Linked DNA regions of Homo sapiens: region 1 is linked to region 2. Evidence: chromatin contacts called from ENCODE Hi-C or POLR2A ChIA-PET data. All regions are on one chromosome and are shown on one strand. The core of a region is the stretch at or near the end of the contact, and the rest is flanking DNA. Distances in the headings are between cores, read along the strand shown. Region 1 overlaps ADGRV1 (adhesion G protein-coupled receptor V1). Region 2 overlaps ADGRV1 (adhesion G protein-coupled receptor V1).

What was found. Hi-C counts contacts between places; a loop is a spot of excess contacts on that map. ChIA-PET counts read pairs that join two places held with the same protein, here RNA polymerase II (POLR2A). Pooled maps may share reads with other maps.
Region 1: a loop to region 2 is called in a map of cardiac septum, with 3 times the contacts of the local background. The contact joins two enhancer-like sites. A Hi-C loop is called at or near these places in 9 of 168 maps with a recorded cell type or tissue (Right ventricle myocardium inferior, aorta, cardiac septum and 5 more) and 10 of 50 pooled maps. POLR2A ChIA-PET finds 5 or more read pairs at or near these places in 3 of 52 experiments (MCF 10A and WTC11).

Annotation. Positions count from the first base shown.
Region 1 is chr5:91,143,607-91,147,819 of GRCh38, reverse strand. All of the region lies in intron 87 of ADGRV1 (adhesion G protein-coupled receptor V1), which reads right to left. Among named protein-coding and RNA genes, the nearest start is that of LUCAT1, 170 kb to the left of the region's middle. Within about 2 kb of position 1,324, at least 5 of the 41 ENCODE cell types and tissues checked have a DNase peak (open chromatin) inside an H3K27ac peak, as active enhancers do.
Region 2 is chr5:91,109,595-91,114,038 of GRCh38, reverse strand. The region is part of intron 87 of ADGRV1 (adhesion G protein-coupled receptor V1); the gene reads right to left. Among named protein-coding and RNA genes, the nearest start is that of LUCAT1, 200 kb to the left of the region's middle. Within about 2 kb of position 3,123, at least 3 of the 41 ENCODE cell types and tissues checked have a DNase peak (open chromatin) inside an H3K27ac peak, as active enhancers do.

The DNA.
Region 1 (4,213 bases), core at 75-2,574, 36 kb before region 2:
ACTGTTCCAACCTCTGCCTGTTACCTAGTTCCAACGGCGCTTCCACATTTTTGGATAGCTTTATAGCAGCACCCCACTCTCTGAGGTACCCATTTACTGTATTAGTCTGTTCTCACACTGCTATAAAGAAATACCCGAGACTGGGTAATTTATAAAGAAAAGAGGTTTAATTGACTCAGTTCCACACAGCTGGGGAGGCCTCAGAAAACTTACAATTATGGCAGAAGGCACCTCTTCACAGGGAGGCAGGAGAGAGAATGCGTGCAAGCAGGAGAAATGCTAGATGCTTATGAAACCATCAGATCTAATGAGATGCACTCATTATCATGAGAACAGCATGGGATAAACTGCCCCCATGATCCAACTGCTTCCATCTGGTCCTGCCCTTGACACATGGGGATTATTACAATCCAAGGCGAGATTTGGGTGGGGACATAGAACCAAACCATACCAATGGTTGAAAGCATTGTTGATTTTCCACAAGCATTCTTCAAATTCTACTAAAAGCTGAGAATTTACAGAACATGTTAGGAATCTAGCAAGAGACCATGGCAAATTTTGAATGTCACAAAAAATTTAGTCAATGTAATTTAGGAAAACTGACATCTCACTAACAAATCTTTTTTTTTTTTTTTTTTTTTTTAAGACAAGGTCTTGCTGTGTCACCCAGACTGGAGTTCAGTTGGAGTGCAGTGGTGCAATCACAGCAGTGGTGCAACCTGCCTCCCAGGCTCAAGCGATACTCCCACCTTAGCCTGCTCAGTAGCTGGTACCACAGGCGTGTTTCACCATGTTTGGCTAGTTTTTTATTTTTATTTTTTGTACAGATGGGGTTTTGCCATGTTGCCCAGGCTGGTCTTGAATCCCTGAGCTCAAGAGATATGCCCACCTTGGCCTCCCATAGGGCTGGGATTACAGGTGCAAGCCACCATGCCCAGCTTCAAATTCTTTTCTTGGTAAAAACTTAAGTGATGCTGAAATCTAGCTTTATTAATACATGAAAACAGAATTGCAGAAGTATATCTGATTAGCTATGTACATTTTGTTTTAGAAAGCAAACTTCTTAACTTCCAAAAAAGTACCATATTTTCCCATCTATTTCACTTATTTCCATTTTTTCTTAGGAAAATGCTGAAACTGGGGTACTAATAGTGATCCATTCACATTGTAGATTTCTGGATGGGCAGCATTAATCAAGCCTCTGATTTCATTTGTATATCTCACCTACTTATCTCATTTGAAAATAGAATCACTGGGTAGGGACTCAGCAGAATTCAGTAGATTGCTTAATATTTGGCATGCCTTGCCTCACAGTAAATGTTACATAAGGATAAAGCTAACGCATGCATTCTTAAAGAGCTGCTGGCCCTTTAAATTCTTTTGCGACCCAGTCAAACTCTTGACAATTGCTGGGCTTTCGTCACAGACAGCAACTCAAAATTTGTATTGCTGTTCCTGACATCGCCTACACTGGCTCTCATTCATGGTCTCTACAAAGGATCTACTGTATACTTCTAATGGTGTGTCTATAAAGCTTGGTAATTGTGACCTTTATGTTCAGCCAATAAAATATGTTAAATTGTGCCTCTTGTATCTATTTATCCTGATGTTTCGGAAGCAAGTAAGAATCTCAATTAAATAGTTACTAAAATTATTAAATACATAAAAATAAAAGCAAGGCATTCAGCTCATTAAAGAGGAAAAGGAGTTAACATCAAGATTTTTCAGAAAACATGAATAAGTATCTTCATTTTGCGAAAAATGGCATTCTCCCGTGGTTCTTAACATTTCTGGGAGTGTAGAAGCAATAACTTTCTTGTGGGCCTGAAACTTACCTCTGTTGGTATAATCATAAAAAGTCTATTAGAAAATACCCAGGACCTAAGAATTACAAACAACTTTTATAAAAGTGAAATTAGAGGGCAATGCTCTAGGTATGTAGGCTAGTGTTTGATTTCTGCTGCCACTTCTGGAATACTATTATAATTTAGTCCTTTCTCCCCTTTCTACTCAAATGATCCCTTCTTGGGTTGGCATCTAATCTGTATTGTTAAAAAAATATGTTTTAAAATCAGTGGTTTATCTGCTAAAAATAAAGTGTAATTGCTCTAACCATGATCTAAAAGTAAACAAACATGTATTTCCCCTTGAATTAGAGTTGTTTTTTTTTTTGGAAACAATAATAATATTCTAAATTGTGTATGATAATAAGTGAATTAGTTTCATGTGCAAAGGACATCATGAACATTAGCAGAAACAAATCTTCCTGAAAATACTCACACACATCCAAAATTTTTCTTGTACAACAAACTTTTCACATGGGTATGACCTAATTAAATTGGCTACAGCAATAGACAAAACAGGAAAAAAATAAAACTGTCAGCCTTAAAAATTGTGCAAACGTTACTGATTTATTTCAGGATTTCTCTCAGTGTTGTGAAGTGATAGGGTAAAAGCTAGATCGGGAAACAAAATCCATGCTTTAAAATCCATCTCTGAGGACCCATTTGTTAAAACAGTGTATTCTCCCTCTTGTTTGTTTTTATATCTAGCCTTTTGTGTTTCAGGAAAGGAACTGCCTGCTGAAAATAACTTGCATGTGAAAGCTGCATGTTTTTTTTTCTTAAAAGCATAGAAATATACAGTAAATATTGTGAATCTTTTAGATGTGCTGCAGGAAACACAAATGCTTAAAATGGAAAGAAAAGAATGTTTAAACGCAGATTGTATGACATTTGCCTGTGTCCAGCCCAAGCTGGGCAAATATAGAAAATGGACTTTCATTATCCAAAGTACTCAGCTGTGGAGGTTTCTGACCTCAGGATAAAAACAAGTCCCCGTTCCAAACACTGCATGTTAAATCTCAGGCTCCCTTTTGTATGCCAGTCTGTGAAAGAATTATAAGAGAGAATCTGGATTCTCAATTATTTAATCCAATATTGCTGATCACCCACTACGTGCATTGGCAAGCACTGAGACGTAAGGATAAAATATTTGGCTCCTAATCTCAAGTTACTCACAAATACAACAATACCTTACAATATAACAGCTTAACTGTTTTAGAAGCTGGACCTATATAATCCATCTGTTCTTCCTATTCTTTACCTAGTGAAAGCTTACAGGGAAGGGAATTCTTTCTATGCATTACCATTTTGATTATTTTGTTGGCTCTCCTACTATAATCATAAAAAATGCTTTCAAAAGTCTTTTGTTAGATTGGGCGTGGTGGCTCATGCCTGTAATCCCAGTGGCTTGGGAGACCAAGGTGGGAAGATCACTTGAGACCAGGAGTTTGAGACTAGCCTGGGCAACCTAGAGACCCCATCTCTACAAAAAATAAAAAAGAAATTAGCCAGGCATGGTAGCACACACCTGCCATCCCAGCTACTCAGGATGCTAAGCAGGAGGATTGCTTGAGCCCAAGAGGTTGAGGCTGCAGTGAGCCATGTTTGCATCACTGCACTGCAGCCTGGGTAACAGAGCCAGACCCTGCCTCTAAAAACAAACAAGAAAGTGTCCTCAGTAATATTTGGATTGACCATACCCACTATTGATGGTAGCGATGGCCCATCTGGAGTGGCTACTGCGGAGATGCTGGCTGCAGAAGGGGAGGTATGGCTGGGCTTTGAACTCCATAGAGCTGGTGGGGGGCTGGCAGCAGGCAGGTGCCACTGCAGCCACCCAAGCTGCAGCTGCAGACCTGGGCATCTCTGCACTCTCAAGGGCCCAGGAAGCCCCCCACTGCCCCTGCAGGCCCGCTCCCACTGCCTGGCCTCTCCACACTCCCAGTGCCTGCTCCAATCTCACAGCAAAGTTGAGGCCAAGCCTGGGCACTGTTGCAACCCAGCCAGGCATGCACACACTCAGGGAAGCACTGACATACTAGCCCTCTGCTGCCTTGACCCCCTCCAGACTTAGAATGCCAATGAACATGGGAGGGAGGCTGAGGGGGGCTGAGGGCAGCTCAGCACTGGCCTGCAGGCACCCCTCCATATGAATGGCCTGGGCATCATGAACAGTGGCATGAGGCAGACTGGCTCTGGAGTAGAGGGGGAAGGCCCCTGTTGAGGCCCCACCTTCAAGCTGGGGAAGGCCTGAAGCCTGGGGGCCAGGCTGTCAGTCCTGCAAACTGGAGTGGGAACTTATGGTGCTTTTTCTAGGCCCACCTATGGCCACCCATGAACCAATCAGCATGCACTTCCTCCCTCTGAAG
Region 2 (4,444 bases), core at 1,874-4,373:
CACTATGTCGGCCAGGCTGGTCTCAAACTCCTGACCACATGATCTGCCTGCCTTGGCTTCCCAAAGTGCTGGGATTACAGGCGTGAGCCACTGCACCTGGCATTTTTTTTCTCTTTTTTTGAGATGCAGTCTCGCTCTGTTGCCCAGGCTGGAGTAAAGTGACGTGATCTCGGCTCACTGCAACCTCTGCCTCCCGGGTTCAAGCAATTCTCCTGCCTCAGCCTCCTGAGTAGCTGGGACTAAAGGCACATGCCAGCATGCCTAGTTAATTTTTATATTTCTAGTAGAGATGGGGTTTCACCATGTTGGCCAGGTTGGTCTCGAGTTCCTGACCTCAGGGAATCCACCCACCTCGGCCTCCCAAAGTGCTGGGATTATAGGCATGAGCCACTGCACCCAGCCTATTTCTTTTTCTAATCATACAATATGCTAGGATTTATTAGGAATATATACAGAATATACTGAGGGACTATAATTATGGAACAACTGACTCTCTTAGAGGAGGTAAAGGAAGGCCTCAATGGGAAGGTAATCTTTGAGCTGTGGACACCCATTTTCTACTGGATCAAGGTGGTCTGCCTATATTCAATTTGCCTTCCAAAAGAAATTAAATTCTCTTAAGAGGGAAAAATTTGAACTTATCCTGAGATTGCACACTGACTGCCATCCATGGAAATTTCGCCTGCAACAGCTTTTGCTTGGCCTGCACAGTGTTTGCTTTTTTCATTTGCATTTGAGTGCTTTTAGGAGGAGTGTGAGTTCTCCAGTTCTTTTGCAGTCCCCACTGATCCCTATAGTCTCACAATAAGCATATTTCAGCCATAGAAGTTACCTGCTTGAGCCTAAAGGCATTTGGTACATATCTGAAAGCAGGTGAATGACATACAACAGATCTATACTGCAAACCAAGGAATGTGATGGTAGTTACAGAGGAGCTACAGGATCTGCACGAAGGAAATACCTGTGGGTGAATGCGAACATTCATGGGGAGAGCCTATGCCATAGGAGAAGAGTCAAAGACTAGGTTTACAGTCTCAGCTCTTTGGCCTCTCAGTTTTCTTTATATATATCCTGAGATAAACACTTCTTTTTGCTCATTTATTCATCTATAATGATTTGCATTTGTAAAATATTGCATAGTTTACAGATTTTATTTATACACATATATTTTTACACAATCCTTAGGACAAAATTTAGAGGCAAAATCAGCACCTCTGAAAAGCGGATAACTCACGTTGCTTGGTAAAATAGAGGTTGCTTGACACTTAACTGCATGCACCTTCTACTAAATCTGATGGCTGAACGTTACAAAATGTTGGTGTAAAATATTCATATAAAGTTTTTTTTTAAAAAATGTATTCTCCCCACCCCAACATTTGAGTAATATGAGAGAGAAGAATAAAGTTTTAGATCCTGGAAAAAATTATCAGTTAACATGAAGACAAAGAATCTGAATGACCAGGTAAAAACGAGTCCCAAATGTCATTTGCTTTGCTCTCCCAAACTCTCTTAAAGAGGACGTACGCATCTTGTTTAGTTTAAATCTTGTAGGTTTGCTCTTTCAAGTATTGGAGTGTGCTAGATCTTTTTGCAGGCAAAGTAAAGGCTCACAGAGCCCAGGAAAAGCATGTTATTAACACATTGTTTAAGATGCAATAAATGTGATCATAGAATGCTCAGAAAATGGAAAAATCACAGGAAAAAAACCTAAAAGATTAAAAGATAGCACGAATTAGAGCAGAAGAAATGGAGGCACCTGTTTGGAAGGAGGGAGCCAGGTATGAAAAGGTATAGTCTGTTCAAGCCCCTCATTACTAAAACTATATTTGTGGAAGATGTTTACTGGCAGATCAGACCTTGACACTTTTATTTAGAGAATCCAGATGAAACAAAAGTGAAAATCCTGCAGTCTATCTAAAGAACTATGCCTGGTCAATCAACAGGCTAATGAGCAGGCAATGTCAGACACTGTCACTCATTGTGAAATGGAGTTAGCTTGTTGCTCAAAAACACAGAGGTGTTTCACCAGCCCAGATGCTACTGAACACGGGGCAGAGAGGCATAACCTGATTAAGAAAATTTAAGTACACCTCCTTGTCTCAGCTTCTATATATTTATTTGTGAAGTTATAGAAACCTTTGGGGATGTTTTGAAAGGTGCATGAGGCATTCATTAGTCTCTCTGAATTCTCACTCTAGAAAACAAATGTAGTGATTTTTTTTTCACTGAATTTGACATGGCTCTGGGACAAATCAATGATAGAGTCCCAGCCTCCCTTGGCTTCTACATGTTTATTCCAGGGTTTTCTGGGAAGACTGCTTTTCCGCTCTTCATGAATAGTTCATGTGCTAGTCTCCAATGGAAACAAAGTGACATTTCTTATTACTGTTGGCTGTTGGAAAGCAACTGCAAAGGGAGTGCCTTGAAACAATTAGTCCTCTGTAACTGATTATTTAACAATGTGTATTTCCCAAGAGCTGTTTATCCTCAAAAGGAAGCAGCCAAGACTAAATATGTACTGTATCTAAGCAGACACCTGCACTGAACCCTTCTGGATACTAAGTGGGAATTGAAGGGGGATTATTAATTTGATCCAATATTCCATTTGGGATGGAATCTATATTTTCTATGAGCAAAGAAATACGTTCCATTTCTTACGATACCTCAAAAACTATTTTCATTTGGGAAAATCTCTTCATAAAAGATGGCTTTAATTTTAAAACTGAAATTCAACATATAGCAACGAGAGACACATAGAAAACAAGAAAAGAAAGGGTAAAAGGCAGGGTGGGGTGGAGAGTAAGAGAGCGAGTGAGAGAGAGAGAACTGTTTGTTATTTTAAATAAGAGAAATGTTTTATGTGTTTAAGACACTCTAGTGACCACCAAAGGACAATTTTTAAAAAACAGGTGGAAGAAACTGTTGCTATCTTTCAATCACTTATTTCCCAACCATTTAGCAGCTTAAGACATGGGGATAGGAATGAAAATGATTTTAACCAACTGGCTCTTTAAGTCTGAAGATGGACTATATATTTTTAGCTACAAATTCCATGTTGTAACTCCCCTCTCTGAAATAGGGAATGATTCAAAACGTGCCAGGGAACATCTCGAGACCAGATGCTTGTACAAACGAACATGTACAAGTCAGTCACAGAGAAACAGTCAAACAGTACTCTGGAGAATGCAGTCTCATAACTGACATACTGAGAAGTGTCATATCCCAACACTGTGCAAAGCTCTGCTCACTTGCCAGGTTAAGCATTCCAAGAAGAATGCGTTTCAGATTTTGGAAAGCTTCTATGCATATGAACCTTCTCCACAAACGTATTTTCTAGCATCTCCAAGCAGCTCATGTCTATTACTGCTGGCTACTCTCATTATCTTACATGGGATTCTCTCTACATGTGAGAAAATTGTCAGTAAAATTCTAACACAGTAAGTGTGAGAGAACTCCTAGAAGAAAACCTGAAATAAATGCTGTATTTCAGCCTGAATCTGACTGGTTCAGGTTAAAAAGAATATTTCAGCACATAATTAGAGCTAGGAGTGATATGCAAAATATTTAATAATGAGTGTGGCATAAGCATTGCCCAATCAGAATGGCTGCAGGTCTAGCGCTGCACTAGCATCCTGGAGGATCCCTGTCAGGAAGCCTAGAGATGCTTCTAACCTCAGTGGATGGAAGCCTGGAACACCTGCAAGGTTTGGACAGTAGCTATTTTCAATATTTTAACTGATAGGGTTCTGCCAGGGCCTACCAGCTGAGTATAAACCCCAGGTGATTATTACCAATAAATGATGATATAAATTTGGATATACCTTGGCCTGAATAGTTTAAGAAACTTATGACCTATAAGTATTAGCATGAATCCCCTTAGAAATGACAAACTCAACTCAATTTTTTTAAAATAGAGGTTATTGGATTAATGGAACGGGAAAATAAAAAATATTAAACATAGTTTCTTATGAATTTCTTGTGGACAATATAGAGACATTTGGTTATATGATAGATCACAAGTACTATTCTAATAAACTGAAATCACACTGATAAAGTTTCCTAGTTTTGTGACAGAAGCTGTCATTGGCCTTGTTCAAACTTATATCAATGAACAAGCAAATTTAGAAAGTAAGTATAGTGGACGTCTGTTACTTTGGCCTGCCAAGCACTGTTGCCCCCTTCTGTTGGTCAGAGAATCCTTTCTTCTGGCAGGAATTCCACTCCATGTGGTTTTTTATGAAACCAACTTGACTCTTTCCATTATTGGATGCTGTTCATGACCCAGGCCTGGCCAGAGTATCTGTTACCCTGTGATTTGTTCCTGCATGGGATGTGACCCAGGATGGTACCATCTGGTCTTCCATAGGATTTTGTTATCTAGGAATAAGCTTTTTCCTGCTGGGGCTGGAAAGCTGGCAGGAGGTGAGTCTTGCACCGTGGCAGC